Linked DNA regions of Mus musculus: region 2 is linked to region 1. A link is a loop called in an ENCODE intact Hi-C map of the cell type or tissue named here. Cell type or tissue: left cerebral cortex. All regions are shown on one strand. Links, peaks and the distances in the headings refer to the core of each region. The heading gives the core; the rest is flanking DNA.

The links. Hi-C counts contacts between places; a loop is a spot of excess contacts. Peaks named below come from ENCODE experiments on the same cell type or tissue, not always from the same donor. Only the 100,000 strongest peaks of a DNase experiment are listed, where the experiment ranks them.
Region 2: a loop joins it to region 1, with 3 times the contacts of the local background. A loop is called at or near these places in 14 of 42 quality-filtered maps.

What each region holds. Positions count from the first base shown.
Region 1 is chr9:106,296,404-106,304,728 of GRCm38, reverse strand. All of the region lies in intron 7 of Poc1a (POC1 centriolar protein A), which reads right to left. Among named protein-coding and RNA genes, the nearest start is that of Poc1a, 20 kb to the right of the region's middle. In left cerebral cortex, for the core only: a CTCF peak has its summit at 929; DNase peaks (open chromatin) are centred at 2,519, 3,093 and 4,189; H3K4me3 peaks cover 830 bases; H3K27ac peaks cover 5,041 bases.
Region 2 is chr9:106,402,684-106,411,008 of GRCm38, reverse strand. The region is part of intron 2 of Gm33616 (a long non-coding RNA gene); the gene reads left to right. It overlaps Gm46131 (a long non-coding RNA gene), which reads left to right. Exons shown (of 3, transcript XR_001779300.2): 3 at 5,235-5,511. Among named protein-coding and RNA genes, the nearest start is that of Gm46131, 7.4 kb to the left of the region's middle. In left cerebral cortex, for the core only: a CTCF peak has its summit at 1,737 (motif pointing left); DNase peaks (open chromatin) are centred at 4,325, 7,848 and 8,196; H3K27ac peaks cover 4,629 bases.

The DNA.
Region 1 (8,325 bases), core at 43-8,042:
GGGTATGAACAACAAGAAGGGGGCTGAAGAGGGAAACCCTGAAGGTGCCTGGGTAGTGGACCAAATGACACCAATGTCTCTGCAATGCACATGCATTTTCCTTAAGTTTGGGCCTAACATTGGGTGATGTGCTGCTCTGGCTTCCTAGGGACTGACGGTCAGAGCGACCATCTAAAGGGGAGTGGCAAGTACATACTCAGCAGCACTCTCCGACAAGCACGCCCAGGTTGGGTTGAAGGGAGGAGCATCACGTTCTAATAGAGAAAGACCATTCCTCCCCATATGCCTGGAATCCATTCCAGAAAGATAAGCCAAGCAAGGAGCTGGTCACAGCCGCAGACGCAACCTTTACACGTCAACCTCCAGCGTCACATTTCCCATGGCAAGTGCCTGGCATGCTGCAGGCAAAACCAGGTCAAAGGTCGTCTCCTACATCTGTCACAAAGGTCATCTCAGCTCCTCTAGACCACCAGAGTGTAACAAGAATTGCCCACGCCGGGCAGTGGTGGCGCACTCTTTTAATCCCAGCACTTGGGAGGCAGGGGCAGGAGGTGGATTTCTGAGTTTGAGGCTAGCCTGGTCTACAGAGTGAGTTCCAGGACGGTCAAGGCTACACAGAGAAAAGACCTGCCCACAGCAGAGACCTTTAGCAGCATAGTCTGGGCTAGAGACTAGGGGAAGCTAGGGAGACTCCCTGCAGTCAGCATAGCTTAGGTTGGGAAGAGACCTCACAGCCATGAGCAGCTTCTCCTCGCCCAGGAGACAGGCAGGTTGAGCAGAGACAAGAGGGTACATGCCTGCTCACACTTCCATTTCTAGTTCTTTCTCTCAGAGGTGTTCAGAATGGAGTGAGAGACAGAAAGAGTCCCACATCAGCTAGCGATGGCTCAGAGCTCTGCACCTGCACTAACCCATCTCATCCCCAGAGGACGGTGTGTGCCTTTGCTACTGCAAGCTGGGGGAAACAAAGCCCAAGTGGATACAATACAAAGCCAACACCTACCTGTCACCCCCCTCTCCACACAAGTGGAGCCACAGGCTCCGGTGTACCCTATCCCTGGCAGCCCCAGGAATTCTAAGCTACGGTCAACTAAGATAACACAGACCCACTTTTACTGATAGGGAACACTGCCCACTCACATCCGTGAACAGTGAGTATCAAATACCAGGTGCAAGGCCTCCTGGTCCATGTGACTCCATTTCTGAGTAACACTGGCTGTACGTGCAGAGAGTGGAGCTGGGGAGTGTCCCTTCCAGTGGACAGGTGACAAGGGGTTACAAGCCTGACGGAGAGAGGTGATACACTTTCCAAGAATGTCTATCTGATTCTTCCCATCGTGGCCATTTCATATTTGGAAGTTTTTAATGAATGTATGGCAGTGGTAGAGTAAAATAAATAAATAAATAAATAAATAAATAAATAAATAAATAAATAAATAAATAAATAAATAAATAAATAAGACAACAAAATGCTTCTTCATTGTGAGGGGGGAAAACCCAAAGTGGTAAGAAAGAAACAGGAAGAAACCAGAGCACAGGGTTTCAAAAGCAGACCGGCCCCTCCACCCATCCAGAGCTCATCAAAGGCAGACCAGCCCCTCTGCCCATCCAGAGCTCATGGGAAGAGCGCCAGGAGGGGTCAGCATGCAGCCAGCACACGCACACGGGTGGCCCACTCCCCTTGCCTGTCATCACTCCACCACCAGATGCCAGGCTGGGGACAAGATGGCGGCAGCAACAGCAGTGCTCACTGGAGAACGCACCCCGCTTATAGGGGTCAGGGCGAGAGGCCAGGTGCTGCACTTCAGGGATGCACCCGCAGCCAGGAGGCTCTGTGAGGCCCACACTCCTCCCCAGCAGCACCTGTCTACTAAGAGAACTGCAAGACGCCTGCAACCAGGACCCTCTGCACCCCTAGAAAGAACAGCATTCCTCCAGTGTCTTGTTAGCTTGTCCAGAGCCCTAGGAAGCAGCCTTGGCGCTGAGTGCAGCCTGTGCTCCTCAGACTGCATCACCGGGCCATTGTGGCCACCTCTGTTTGTCAAGTGCAGGCCGCAATGTTTGCTTGATGACGAGATCACATGATGATGTACTTCAGACTGACTTCGCAGACCAGGCTCTGTTGCTGACCTCTGCCTGACCTCTGCTCACCTTGCCAGGCTCTTTCCTCCCTTCTTCAGCAATGTTCTACCTACTTGACTGCTCGCTGCTCCTCAAAGGCTGGGCCAGAAAAGGCCTCTTTCTCAGGATTCCTTGTAGAGCCCCCAGCACCAGCTCCTCGGTCATTCTCAATCATCCTTCATCTTCAATACACTTGTCTGTGACTCCACCTTCGCCAGATCCCGCAAGTTCCTAGTCTGTAATGCGCTCACAGACGTGCCCTCCCAAATTGCCAGTTTTGACTCAAGCTCTTCTTCAGGCAGTCAGTTATTTGGAAGTGAATGAATCTTCTTTTCTATGCATGTCACTGATCAGCTACGGTGTGTTTTAGCTTGGTGGCGGCCTGTTCCTTTCATTTGATCAATAACTCCTAGCGCCCTGCACCCGGCTCCAGGCAGGAATGCTGCTGGGTTCTTCCCTCCCAAGGACAGGCCTGTCCCTGGTCCCTCCTCAGGTCCTAAATGTAGCCTGAGTATCATCTCTTGCTGGGCCTTCGGCAGTGTAGCTTCCAGCTGCCCTGCACCCCACAGCAGCAGAGTCCCACATGCTGGCAAGCCTGTCTGCCCCCCCTCCCCCCCCCCCCCCCCCGTGTCTGCTTCCTGACTGCACCCATGCAGGTGATCAAGCTCAGCAGGCCAGGCCACTCCTTCCCCGAAGCTGTTCTATGAGGTGACATTTCTTAATCTGTCATGAACACTGCATACACACGGTATCTGCCCTGTTTCTCTCCTCACCCTGCGGTGCTTGGCTGAGCTCACACTGCCATTTCACCACATGCCTCTTTCCCTGGTCAATTTCCAGCCTCACAGAATCTATGCTATTCTGTTTTCTTCCTCTACACTTTATTTAGTTATTTAACAAGAACATGCGCACCATGGCACACATGCGGAAGCAGGACTACTTGCAGAGGTGGGTTCTGGGTAGGGAATATAGGTCATCAGGCTTGGCGGCAAGGTTCTTTACCCACAAGCAATCTGGTCAGTTCTATGTCTATTTCCTTTAAACAGCAAGCATCAGTGAAACGAGGAAAAGGACGGAAGGAAGAAAGGAGGGAGGGAGGAGAGAGGGAGGCAGGGAAGGAGGCAAGGCAGACAGGCAGAACAGCCCCATAGTGAGTAAGCGGACTGCATACCATGTTACCCTTAAGCAGCCCATCCAGACCTCGGCACTCTCCTCACACTGGCCGAAGCCTAGCCAGGTACCAGTAAGCAAACAGGGCTATCACACCACACGCTCCTTGAGAAGGACAAAAAGAAGAGTGGCCATCAGAGATGTGGTGACTAGGAGGGCAGGGGACTTTGGTGTGGGTGCTCTGACCTCTGACCCTGTGCTGAAATTCAGCCCAGCCTATGAGGTGTTTATATATCTAAGTGGTGACCCACAGGGACATTGCAACTCTGTGTAGGAGGAGCTACCCAGGGACAGCAAGTCTCTCAACCCTGACTCGGGCAGGACCCTGCTCCCAGCTCTCGACTCGGGTTGCTAGAAGGTGACAAGGGGCCAGGCTGACTCTGCTTTCTTAACGGTGGTGCATGCTACTACTGTCTACATGGCTCCTTACATTTCCCAGAGGGGTCTAACCAATCCCAAGTACGACCCCATGACTACCAACATACTCCAAAATGAAGTGACTGGAGGAGGACTTAATGACTCAGGACACAGGGTGAACAGACCCGTTCCAGAATCTCACCTCCACTGCTGAAGCCCAGGGGTTGCACAAGCACCAAAGATTCTTCTCTCTCCAACAGTTCCCCAAGCCCAGCCCCACGTGCCCAGGACACATTTGTGGGTCCCTCAGGAGCAGGCTCTGTCCAATGCAAGCGTTCCCACCCACATTAGGGCAGACGCCTGTGTTCACCGGACAGCCTGCTACTCAGTCTCTCCGCAGTAACAGTCTGCAGTAACATGCATACCAAGTGCGCAGCCACTAATTCCAGATTTAACTCTCCGCCCACGCCCACGCCCACCCACCATCCTCTCCCAAATAGCTCGAGAGGATTTAAACCAAAATGAGCGTGGCTCAAGACTGTGTTTCAGAAAATATAGAAAAATAAAACTGTATTTCTAGCATCTTGCCCCCACACTTGCCACACAGATCTGTGAGGGCCCTGCTCGGGGCACGAAGCTTTAAATGACAGCTGCAGTTAGTGGGAAAGCCCTTCCCTCTCCTGCTGGTGTTCCCTGACGTAAGATGAGGGGGCGCACGGCAGCTCCTTTACAGCTCTCAATTCCCTAAATCTGCCCTGAGTGGAGAGACGAGCTGGGAAACCTTCCTTCCTGCTTGGCGTCACGATAGTGGCAGACCCCAAGCTTCAGACTTGGAGCAAGCCCCCTCTGGAGCTGTTGTGATCCAGTGAGTGACAGAGCGGCAGTGTCCACTCAGGCTTGCATCCGGTGGCTTGCAGACAGTCCCCTGCCTCCCACCATTGCTGAGAGGCTTCAAGCTAAGGCAGAGCGAAAAAGGGCCAGGACCCACGCAAGTCCAAGCCAGCAAAGAACTCACCCTGCTCGCTGGCCTGTCAGCCATGTCACTCAGGAGTGTCCCCACAGAACCTCAGAAGAGCTGGCCACACACGCCTCATGCAGGCAAGCAACATGGACTGTGAAATGGACTACGGGAATCTGAGTTCCAAAGCCAGCCCACATGACAACACTAGAAATCTTTATGCCTACAATAAACTTACCAATTTCTATCGCTCTGAATGGTTTGGATGTTTTTGTTCTTCTAAAAATTCATGCTAAAATTTAGTCCCAAAATTTGCAGTGCTCCAAAGTGTGGTCTTTAAGGGAAAATCCAGTCATCATGCTCTGCCTTATAAACGGACAGGGTATTTGGCTTTTTTGCCCACCTATTCTCTGCCAAGTGAGGTAGAACTCATGACACAGGACATGACACTCATCCCCAGAAGCAGGCGGTGTCGAGGTACTACCTTGAAAGCAGAGAACAGCAACAACCCTCACCGGCCAGCGCCTTAATCTTGGCCCTCCCAGTCTCAGAGCACGAGAAAACAACTTCCTATCTTCATCAATTTCCCAACTTGGGGAAATTTTTTATTTATAGCTGTTGTTTTGAGGCAACAGCTTACTATTAGCCCAGGTTGTCCTTGAACTTGTAAACCTTCTGCCTTAGGCTCCTCAATGCTGGGACCGCTACAGTATGCTGCTAAGTCTGGAGGTGTGGCCCTAAGGCATTTGTTATAGCAAACAAGAAGTGGACCCAGGCAATCTGCTTACCCTGCGGAGTGAGCCCTCAGCTCACTCTACACAGTAAGAGCCCCGGAACCCACAGAGGAAGTCCTTAGCTCAACAGAATCAGTCCTTTACCCCAAAATGAGGCCCTCCCAAACAGCAAACTCCTCACTCAAGAGTGAGCCTCTCAACTCAGGTGAGCCTTTAGCTCAGCAAAGTAAGACATCACCCAAAACTAAGTCCTGTGCCCCACAATGTGAGCCCTCACCCCATAGTGAGCCCCTAGTCTCACAGCAAACCCCGGGCTGCGGGAAGTCTGGCCCAGCATACACCAGAGAATGGCTCCTTGGCTGATAGCTGCCTTCCACATCTGCGCACAGGTCCAATCTAAGAAACACAAAGCTGACTGAGTTGATTTTGCGCTCAACCTGGTGCTTGGCAAGTTACTTCGTGCTAATGCCCCTGTGCCCAGGGAGACAACGGAAAGGCGCACTGAGGCAGCTGTGGCCTCAACCCAGATGAGAGTCACCCAAAGCATTGCAGCCCTGGCCCTTCCTCCTATGTGGGACCCTCCCCTACAGTCTCCCCGAAGGGCCTGCTTAGGCCTTGCCCTGACAGGACATGGAAGCACAGAGCGTGCATAGCCCCTCTCTCCTGATCAAGGGCTGCTTCCTGGTGTGACTGAGGCTGACCTCCCCCGGGCTCCACCCTCAGCCCAAGGAAGTTACTTTACTCAGTGCACTTCCCGGTGACATCGGTCTAGGGATTATGCCTGGGGACCACCACGCACAGAGAGCCCCATAACCCACCGTTGTGTCTCCCAAGTTTAGGCTAGTTTCCTGGGGTGCCCCTCCTACTAGGCCAGAACAGGGTCACACAAAGTAGCGATTCAGTAGCTATGAGACTTGCTGGCATCTTATCCAGACCAGTGATGCAGAGCCAAGGGTAAAAGCCATGGCGCAAATGTCAAAGCCATGAGACAGGCAAGTGGGTGTGGCAGAGACTGTGATGTGAGCGCCTGTCTCAGCTCTGCTGTCCTGAGAAGCTCAGGAGGCTCTCAGTGTCACCTGTCCTCAGAAGGGTTTCCAAATCTGCCAGGCTGCTTCTCTGCAGGGCGAAGCCACTTGCAAGCCCTAGAGCTTCTAAGCCACATAAAGCTGGGAGTGGGGTGTAGGATGGCGACAGCTGTGCTTAATCCCCCATCAAACCACTGCCCCCTGGAACAGGATGTGAAAGCTTAAGGCACCAGAGCCCACCTGCACATCCTCTGGAAGATCAAGGCAGGGAATGGACGACCCAAGTGCAGTAGTACTTGGGCCTGGGAACCAGTGGTCTACAGCCTCTTGTGACGACGTGACTCCCAGCTAGATATTCTCTCAAGGACTCAGCCGGAGAGAGCCTCTTCCAGCAGCTAAGCCAACCTGCTTGGTAGCAGCTGACAAACTCTCAAATCACAGACAGCCTAGACCAACCTCCAAGGATAGAGTGGATCAGAGACCACTCTTGACCACAGCTCTCCATCTTCAGAGAGAGTTCCATCCAGCTGGTGGGCTTTTTTAACCAACTATGCTGATATTCAAGGCTGTTCTCCTATAACATTCTCCCCTTTGGGAAGCTGACACTGGACCTCCAAACAGGGCAGAGCCAGGTGGGTGAGTGGGACTGGGCTGGGGAGGCTCAAGCAGCCTTTGTTAGGCCTCAAACCATGGCAAATGGCTGAGGTGCCTATTTAACATACCCAAGCAGACTTAGAAGCCAGGTTCTCCCAGCATCCCTCAGTTCCTACCTATTACAGGGTATGGCTGGTGTGCCCTTCCCTACATAATCCAGCCATTTTGGTTAGCAATCCTTTTTGTCTACCCTTTACTCTCTGGCTCTTCTCTCCTTTCCCTCTTCACACAGCCTGGCTCAGGATCATGGTGGCTCTAGACTCTCCCAGATATCCCTGCCTCAGGTTAGGATCTCTCTTTTATCTACAATAAGCCTTCTCCACCACCGCACATACGAGCGGTCATGGCCTTTTTCTCTGTTCAGCCCCGACTTCATATTTACTGCCTCTCCTTAACCCTGACACTCAACTTCTCAAACCAGAAGTCACTTACTTCTACATTAGTAAGCACCCAAAAGAAAGCGCAAACCAGCCACCCTATACTGAGAGGAAACTTGGTGTGGAGGACAGCGCTGAGTGGCCACCACCAGCTGTGAGTGCACAGGGGTCTCGATAAGAGGAGGAGGTAGACAAAGAACAAGTGTCTCTAAAAGGGCAGGAATTCTGGGAAACACGGGCATGGAGCAGAGCCAGGCAATCCCTGGCTTCCTGGCCAGCTTGCAGAAGTCTGAAGAAACCACGCCTAGGGAATCCCTGGGCCTGCACTAACTACCACAGCAGAGGGCTGTGCATCACAGACCTCAAGAAGAGGAACCTGTAGCATGTGACAAACAACCCTGTCGCTGTACTGGACAGAGAACTTAGAGGAGGAGCAAGGAGAAATCCTTGGACTTTATATTCTGACTATCACCTCCATCTGAGCTACACCACAGGACACAGGCAGGGCCTGCTCACTCTTACCCAACCCTGCCAGTACTCTAAGACTCAGCCTGCCCTTCTTAGTCCCTTAGCGCCTCTGCCTTAAGTGCAGTCCTTCACAGCCCAGGCTGAAAGCACCAAAGAGTAGGACCATGACCTTCACTTCGTCTCCCTCCTGTGTGACCCAGTGAGCAGGGAACAGATGACAAACAGATGCAGAAAGAACAATGTCAACAGGTTTGCCTTTGTGTGCTGAATAATGCATCAGAATACTGGGAATGCCATTTGCAGTCCACACTGAAGTGTCCCTGGCTGAGAGAAGTCCACTGTTCCAAGAACCCTCACAGAAAGGGAACTCGGGAGCATCATTTGATATGCACCTGCTTATGTGTTGTTTCTCAGGAGTGCTTTTGTTTTGCCCACAGGAAGCAGGAAAGGTGGCATCCACA
Region 2 (8,325 bases), core at 288-8,287, 110 kb before region 1:
AGATCGAGCCTACACAGCTCTTTGGAGTACATTTAGTTACTCATTTAGTACTTCAACTTCCATCTCCTCGGCCATGGCCCGTACCTCCTCCCTGAGGAAGTCTTGCAGAGACCCTGAATGGCTTCATCACCCTCTCACCTCCTGAATCCCCCCTTTGGGTCCCATTCTAACAGCCCACGTTCTTCATCCCACCACTGTGGACACCTCAGCATCCATCTCCTGCGGCTCAGAGCTGCCTTGGGCAGGAAAGATAAGACAAGAGCACCCAAAGTCTGGGAAAGAAGCAGAGGTCAGGGGTCTGCAGGGTTAGATCCCTGAAGGAGATACCCAGCCAGGTCTCTGTAGCCTACGGTGGAGGCAGAGAATAGAGGTGGGGAAATGGCAGGGGCTGGTCCCAGGTCCAAATTCAGGTCACTCCTGGCCTGCTCAGCAGCCATTCAGTAATTAGGGGCCAGCAGGACATGGGCAGGAGGGTGGCAGAAAGCCTAATTGTCTGATTTCTCAGGTAATTAACAGGCTGCTGTCTGGCCTGTCCCCACAGGGCCCCAGCATCCGCCACCCCATCCCCTGAGCAGTCCTAGCTGCCTAATGAGGCCAATTACTGAGTGGTGTCTGGGCCCTCATTAACCACCTAGAAAGGTCATGTGGGACTGGCACCAAGGGGAAGGGTTTGCTTAGCCAGCTAGCACCCCCACCCCCATTCCAGAGATCAGGCCACAGGTGGCTGTCGCAGCCCCTTAAACCACAGCTTGTTAGACAGCTGCAACATAAGTGCCTCTCTCCTCTCAGGACACTAGCTGCAGTTTAGAACTCCCTTGCCATCTTCAGCAAAGTGGTCTTGGGTATGTCATTCCCCTGCCTGGTCTTTGGGCTCCCAGATTAGAGAGGTTGTATGTAAATCCCTGCTATACAGTAGGTGTCTCCACATATGCTCAATGCTTGTTCAATACATGCATCCTTCCTACAGGCCAAAGCTTTCTGCACTTGTAAGGGAGGCCAGAGGAGAGGGCTTGTGGTCATGAGTATGTCAGAATTCCACTCTGTAGGACACGATCATGAAGGCCAAGGGAAGCAGGGACAGCCCCAAGGATTCACCCAGCCTAGGAGTCAGAAGAGAGTAGACAGGCCAGGGAAGTGATCTAGAAGAAAAGAAGAAGAGAAGAATCCCCAAGAAATGGGGAGATTCAAGTCCGTAGTAGTGAGCTGGAGACATAGGTTAGCAGTTAAGAGTACATACTGCTCTTGCAGAGGACCCAAGTTCAGTTCCCAGAACCCAAGTCCATCAGTTTACAACTGGTTTTTGTTTTTATTTTTGTTCTGTTCTATTTTTTTGGTGATTTTTTTTTTTTAGATTTATTTATTTATTATATGTAAGTACACTGTAGCTGTCTTCAGACACTCCAGAAGAGGGTGCCAGATCTCATTACAGATGGTTGTGAGCCACCATGTGGTTGCTGGGAATTGAATTCAGGACCTTTGGAAGAGCAATCAGTGCTCTTAACTGCTGAGCCACCTCTCCAGCCCTGTTTGTTTGTTTTTTAAGATAAGATTTCTCTGTGTAGCACTGGCTGTCCTGGAACTTGCTCTATAGACCAGGCTGGCCTCAAACTCAGAGATCCACCTGCCTCCGCCTCCTAAGTGCTGCGATTAAAGGTGTGCGCCACCACTGCCACCACCTGGCTTTACAACTGTTTGTAACTCTAGCTCCAGGGGAATCTGATGCCCTCTTCTGGCCACTGTGGGTACCTGCACCCATGTGCACATACTCTACACAGATGCATACATACACGCATAATTAAAAATAAAATACATCTTTAAAAAATAAGACCCTAGTGAAGCCAGAGGAGCCCTCACCCTCTCTGAACTCTCAGCCTCCCTAAAGGGTGCTTCAGGGTCTGAGAGTGCCCAGGCTGCTGCCAGGCAGGATCTCTGCTTCTCCCTCCCACCCCACCCCCGCTCGCTCCCCCTGCCCATTTTTTGGTCTGTTTGTGCCCTTTGTGCTTGGTTCAGGAAATTCGATGAGCATTGTCCCCCAGGATGCTGAGTTATTGGGGCTTCTGTAGTTTCTTGGTTTTTAAGAGTTCTGTGACCTAATTCCAGGCTGACAAATCCCATGTTGTCCCAGCTCCTGTAATTGTCAGCCTGTGCGTCTGCTGCAGGCCACGAATCTTATTCAGGGTTTCCAGTGTGTGTCTCTCAGGAGCCCTTGGCTCAGAGGGTGAGATGAGTGCTCAAGGCAGGGCAGCAAATGGGGGCCTTCGTCTCATAATCAGGGCTAATTTTAGCTCTCCCTTCTTTTTTGATTTTGATTTTTTTTAAAAGATAGGAGCTCACATAGCCCTGGCTGGCTTCACATCCACTATGCAGCCGAGACTGGTCATGAACTGACCCTCCTGTCTTCACTTCTGGGGTTCTGGAATTACAGACGTGCACCCCCATACCTACTCAGCTCTCCTGGGTTCTCTGTGTGCATTGAGCATGTGCAGAGACTCACTAGGCAATTGCATTTTGAAGTTGTAAACTTGTGAAATGAATGTAGCAGAGGATCCCATTTTACAGAAAGGAATACAGAGGCTACTGTGGGCTGAGGCTGTGCAGTTTGGCTCAGGTCAGTGTTCCTAGGATGGAGAACCAAGATTTAAACCCAGTTTCTACTCTGAGCCTCCAGGAGTGCATATTCCTTCACTAGAGAGAAAATCAGATGCAGGGGTTAAGGGTGTGTGTTGCTACAATTTGGGGTATGGATGTCTGCCATTTTGCCCCAGGAGAGTTTTGCCCCAGTCTCAGATTAGCCATCACACTGTATTTGTGTGTCTGAGGGTCCATCTACCTCCTCCCCTCCCTATTCCACTGAGGGTTCTGCTCTGTCCTCAGTCTAAACCAGTAAGCTTCGTCCCAGAAATAGAATTCATTTCCACCTCTGTTCTTCCAAGTCACAAATCACCTGGTGTGACATGTTCCTAGTGTCATCTTGCTTCAAGACCTAGGGCGAGGTGCCTGTGAGGCACACAAAGCCTCCTCTAGAACGAGGGACCTGGGTGAACCAAGGATAGAAGTTGAGAACGAGAGGAGGGGGACTAGTCTCCCTAGGCCTGGCACTGGTGTGAGGCTCAGTTGAGTCACAGTCAGAGATCCTGCATCCATCTAGCCTCAGTTTGGAGGTTTGTTTTTGTTTTTTGTTTTTTTTTAACCTTGCTTGGCAGCAGAGGTCCAGACTTGATCTGAAATCAGGTGCTACAGGGCAGGAACAGTACTCAGATCTAATGAGGGTAGAGGTGCAAAATCAGCCTGGGGTCAAGACTAGAACTTAGACTAAGGTAGGGTTAGAGGTCAGGGGTCAGAGGGTTATGTTAGTCAGCTGCTGCTGCTGACTGAGGAGGAGTCCCTCAGAGACCCAGAAACTTGCTAGAACTAGATCAGTCAGGCTGAGAACAGAGAATAAGCAAGATGGGGCTTCCAGGGGTTGAATATGACTTTTGAAGGAGCTAGGGACCAAAGCCCCACTTTCTGAGGCTCCATCTCAGCTTTCCGGTCCTCAGGATGCCCCCTGCTCCCCCCCCCCGCCCCATCTCCATTGCTAATCGCTAAACTGTGGGTCACATCTAGCATTTACCATGCTCCTTCCATGTTACCAGATTCGGCATCACCTTCCCCCAGTGCTCTAGACCGGTTGTGTATAGGTTTGTGGCTGTCCCCACAGCCTAGCCTTAGAGGCAACACTGGACTACAGCACTGTCCCCAGTCACAGCTCAGAGTGTCATTCTTTGCCAAGCAGCCCTGAGAGGTGGTCCACCTGAACAGCATGGAAGCACTTTCCCCAGACTGGCATTATTCTGCCTCAGTTTCTCCACTTCTTCCTACGGCCAACAGAGCAAGGACAAAAATGTTGAGAACATACCACAGCTTCATGAGAACCAAAGATGGAGGAATCATGCAGGAAGGGGCAGCCAGTCAGGGGACAGGGCAGGAAGGGTGCAGACAAAATCCTTGTCACAGTCAAGCTCCCCTCTGTCTCCCATGGGCAGGTCACAGAGCAGCCTTACGCCATTAACCTACTAGAGCTCTGGCCCAAGAGGATCTCATGAAGGCTCAAACCAAGAGGCAGCTAGAGGCATGCCTGAGGGGGTGGGAGCTGTGGGGCTGAGAGAGCCCCAGGGGAAACAGAAATGGAGAAGCTTAGAGCCAATAGGGGAGGTGGGGACAGGAGAATTGTCTGGCCTGCCTAGGAAGTGAAGTTTCCAGAGTTTGGCTATGAGATAGTCCCTGTCACCTCCTCCAGCCAAGCTATTAATACTCACTGCGACCCACGCACCCTTGCTGGGAGGACGCCGAGTTCCCAGGGGGGCTAAAAAAGGTCTGGGATGGGGGTGGCCATCTCTCCTCCTCCTCATCTTGTTGAAGGAGCTGGGGCCAAAGGTCAGAAGAGCTTGGAAGGCAGGGAGGCCGAGTGAAGACAGAGGATAGAAGATATCCGGGCACAGTCTTTGGCTTCCACATCAGAGGAGCAGGCACTCAGCCAACAGCTCCCCATTTTGCAGAGGCTGGGAGGGAAGGGGCTCAGCCACGTTCACTTCCAGGAGGAATTCCACTCTAGATCTCCATTCTGAGTGCTCATCCAGGCTTCTTTTTCCTGCAGAGCTCAGTGTGGTCGCCCTGGGTTACAGTGGGTTGGGGTAGGTAGCTAAGGGCCGCCTATCTGCTTAAATCATTAGGTGCTTAGCAGGAGGAAGATGGCTTCAGGGAAAGGTTTGGAGCCTCTAGGTGGAGCCTTGGTTACCATCACTGACTGTCATGGCAAACACCTTTAAGCCCAGGACTAAAGAGGCAGAGACAGGCAGATCTATGTGAGTTCATGGCCAGCCTGGTCTACAGAGTGAGTTCCAGGACAGCTAAAGAGAGAGACCAGACCTTGTCTCAAAGAGAGAGAGAGAGAGAGCAGGAAGAGGAAGAGGAGGAGGGGGGAGAGGAGAAGGAAGGAGAGGAAGAGGAGGAGGAGGAGGAGGAGGAGAGAGAGGGGGGGGAAAGAGGAGGGTTTACTGTAATCCATTTATCCATTTTACAGATAAAAAAACTGAGGTCAGTGGTATGGTCTACTCAGAGTATGGGCTGGATTAACTCAAACTATGCTGTCTCTAGTTATAAGTCATCACAAAGGAAGTTTTCTGGTTTGTTTTGTGGGCCTATGAAAAACCATCCATTTCCTTAAGAAATTTCTGGCCCATCATTTATTGCAGATCCAATGGGCTGCCTGGACCCCCAGCGAGTATTTCCCAGCTCTCCTGACTTCTGCACTGGCTAAAGTCCTGCCCCAGAATTGGCGGCCATTTCTCCCCATTCCTGGTGCTCACAGGCACTGTACTTGAGCCTTCTGGGCTAAAGGCCACCAAAGGCCACCTGCTCTCTGTTGTATCCCTCTCCCTTCTAACGACAGATGCTCCAAAGTTCAGACACGGACCCCAGAAGAGCGCAGACTTGGCCAGGAGATTCCAGACAAGAAAGTGGCTGCCGGAAATCCCGACAGCTGCCTGGCTAAAAGGTCCTGGGCACCCAGCCCTGACCCTGGCCAGGCGGGAGGCCATGTCAGGTGTCCAGAGAAGTGGGGGGAGGTGATGGCTGAAGTTAGAGGCATTCTGCCTGTGGTTAGCAAGCTGTCAACACCTCCTCAATGGCCAGAGGGAGGGGGGTGAGGAGGGGGAATGGGGGAGGGAGGGAGGGTGTGTCTTTCCCTGATCTGGGTGGTTGGAGGGAGGATCTGAGAAGCTGATGGGCTTTGGCCTGAGGAATCTGAGAGAGAGCAACCAGGGCTCTGTCCTGAGGTGGCAGATCCTGTTCTGAAGTTTGAGGAGGTCGTCCAGTTTTGTCCTGGGGATCTGAAAGACTCTGTCTTGAGGGATCTAGGCCCAGGGAAAGAAGTGTAGTCATATGCTATGCTAAGGAAGTCCATCTGGTCTCAGGAGCCTGAAGAAGGGATAGGTTTATTTTTTTATTATAATTATTAGGAATTAGCAAAAAGAATACACACACACACATTTGTTTTTGGTTTTTGTTTTCATTTTAAGACAGAGTTTTGTCAAGTAGCCTTGATTGGATGAGAACTCACTAGAAAGACCAGGTGGTTCCCAAAGTTACCAGTGATTCTCCTGCGTCTGCCTACTGAAAACTGGGTGTCTTGAGGTTTTATGGCTGTGAACAGACACCATGACCAAGGCTACTCTTATAAGGCCAACATTTAATTGGGGCTGACTTACAGGTTCAGAGGTTCAGTCCATTATCAGCAAAGCAGGAACATGGCAGCATCCAGGCAGGCATGGTACAGGAAGAGCTGAGAGTTCTACATCTTCACCTGAAGGCTGCTAGGAAATGACTAGTTTCCAGGCAACTAGGACTAGGGTCTTAAAGCCCATGCCCACAGTGACACACCTACTCCAACAAAGCCACACCTTCTAATAGTGCCATTCCCCGGGGCAAGCATATCCAAACCATCACAATGGGATTGCAGGCATACCCCACAATACTAGGTGCTTTGTTACTTGTTTAAGATAGAATCTTAGGGCTGACATAGCTCAGTGGTTTAGAGCACTGGCTGCACTTCCAGAGGTCCTGGGGTCGATTCCTAGCACCCACAAGATGGCTCACAACTGCCAATAACTCCAGTTCCAGGGCATCTGATATCCTTTCCCAGCCTTTAAGGTTAGCAGGCACACATCCGGCACACATGCATGAACACACCTGCGCAAGTAAAAAAAATTTTTTTTTTTTTTGGTTTTTTTCGAGACAGGGTTTCTCTGTGTATCCCTGGCTGTCCTGGAACTCTGTAGACCAGGCTGGCCTTGAACTCAGAAATCCACCTGCCTCTGCCTCCCAAGTTCTGGGATTAAAGGTGTGCGCCACCACCGCCCGGCTTAATAATTTTTAATTAAAAAAAAAAAAAGACAGACTTTTACTCTGTACCCTAGGTTGACCTAGAACTTGCTGTGTAGCCCAGGCTGCCCTTGAATTTACTATCCTAGCATGAGTTTGCATCTACCTTGCTCAAGCTCCCTCGCTCCATCAACATTAGTCCTTTCAATCCCAAGGCCAGAGTGCATCCTGGGATATTCCCCAAGTAGTCTTTCTGAATTGATAAAGGCAGAAGGTACTATGTTCATAACTGAAATCTGATCTGGAGTGCCATGCCTGCCCTTTCTCTTTGGAGCCTCACCAGCAGCCCAAACCTTATAAAGGCATTGCTCATGGGCCTTTCTTTTCAGTGGTCCTCAGCCTGGTCCTAGCTCTATCCTAGCCCCAAGCCCCTGTTCTTTTGGCAGAACCCATCCCACTGCTACAAAGGACCTGGGCTTCCTGCCCATCCCAGCTGTCCCTGGGGCTCTGTCCAGGACTCCAACTACTCTCTTTGCTGGGTCCCTGCTCCTGTCTCATCTCTCTAGGATTTATTTATCTTTATCTCGCAGTCATCGTTCCAGACCTGTCTCTGGTTGAAGCTTCCTGTCTGTCTCTGTGGATACCCTGTGGTTCTTTGCCCCCGATCCAGTCAGATTGCCCCTTTCACTGTTGTTCTTGGACCCTCCTTCCTCCCCAAGCTGCCCACACCAGCTGAAACTTTGGAGAAGCTTAGAGAATGCTAATGGCGCCCTGCTCCAGGACAGTGGCTGGCTGTGACTCCCCGAAAAGGCAAGTGAGGGAAGCCCTTGCCCTTGGAGGACTTAATTTCCCTAGAGCCTATCTCTATTTAGGTCACTGATGACTGTGGGGCCCTCTTCTAAAGGGTGTGTCTATATCCAGGCATGCTTTAGGAAGTACCAGGGTACAGATGTCTATGCATATGGTAGGCGTTTCGTTCTTAAGCACAGGACATCGTATTCAGCAGAGTCCCCACGACTGTAACTGCTACTCCTCAGGGTCCCTAAAGCCATGATGGATCGGGTGAAGAATGGCATGGGCTTCGGCTGCTTATCCTCACACCTACCCCACAGACGGCATCACTCCTTCCTCTGTGGCTCGGTCTATACCCTCGCACCGGGACCTGCCCGTCCTCAAAGCCAGTCTGAAATGCACACAGCGAGGCTCTCCAAATTAATTACCACTGGCTTGGGGATATATTTTTTTAAGAAGACATTTTTTTTTTCCAGGAGGAAAAACACGCAAGAGCTATAATTAGTCAGGAAGAGGAAAGAGGAGAGGTGTGTGAATCACCAGCGACAGACGGTTTGAGCCCAGTTAGCAGGAGTTTCAGAGTTGCTAGGGTGTGGGTGAACTGAGGGTGGGGGCTGTGTAGCATGGAGACAGTCTGCTACCCCAGGATATCTGGGGTCCTTGAACTGAAAG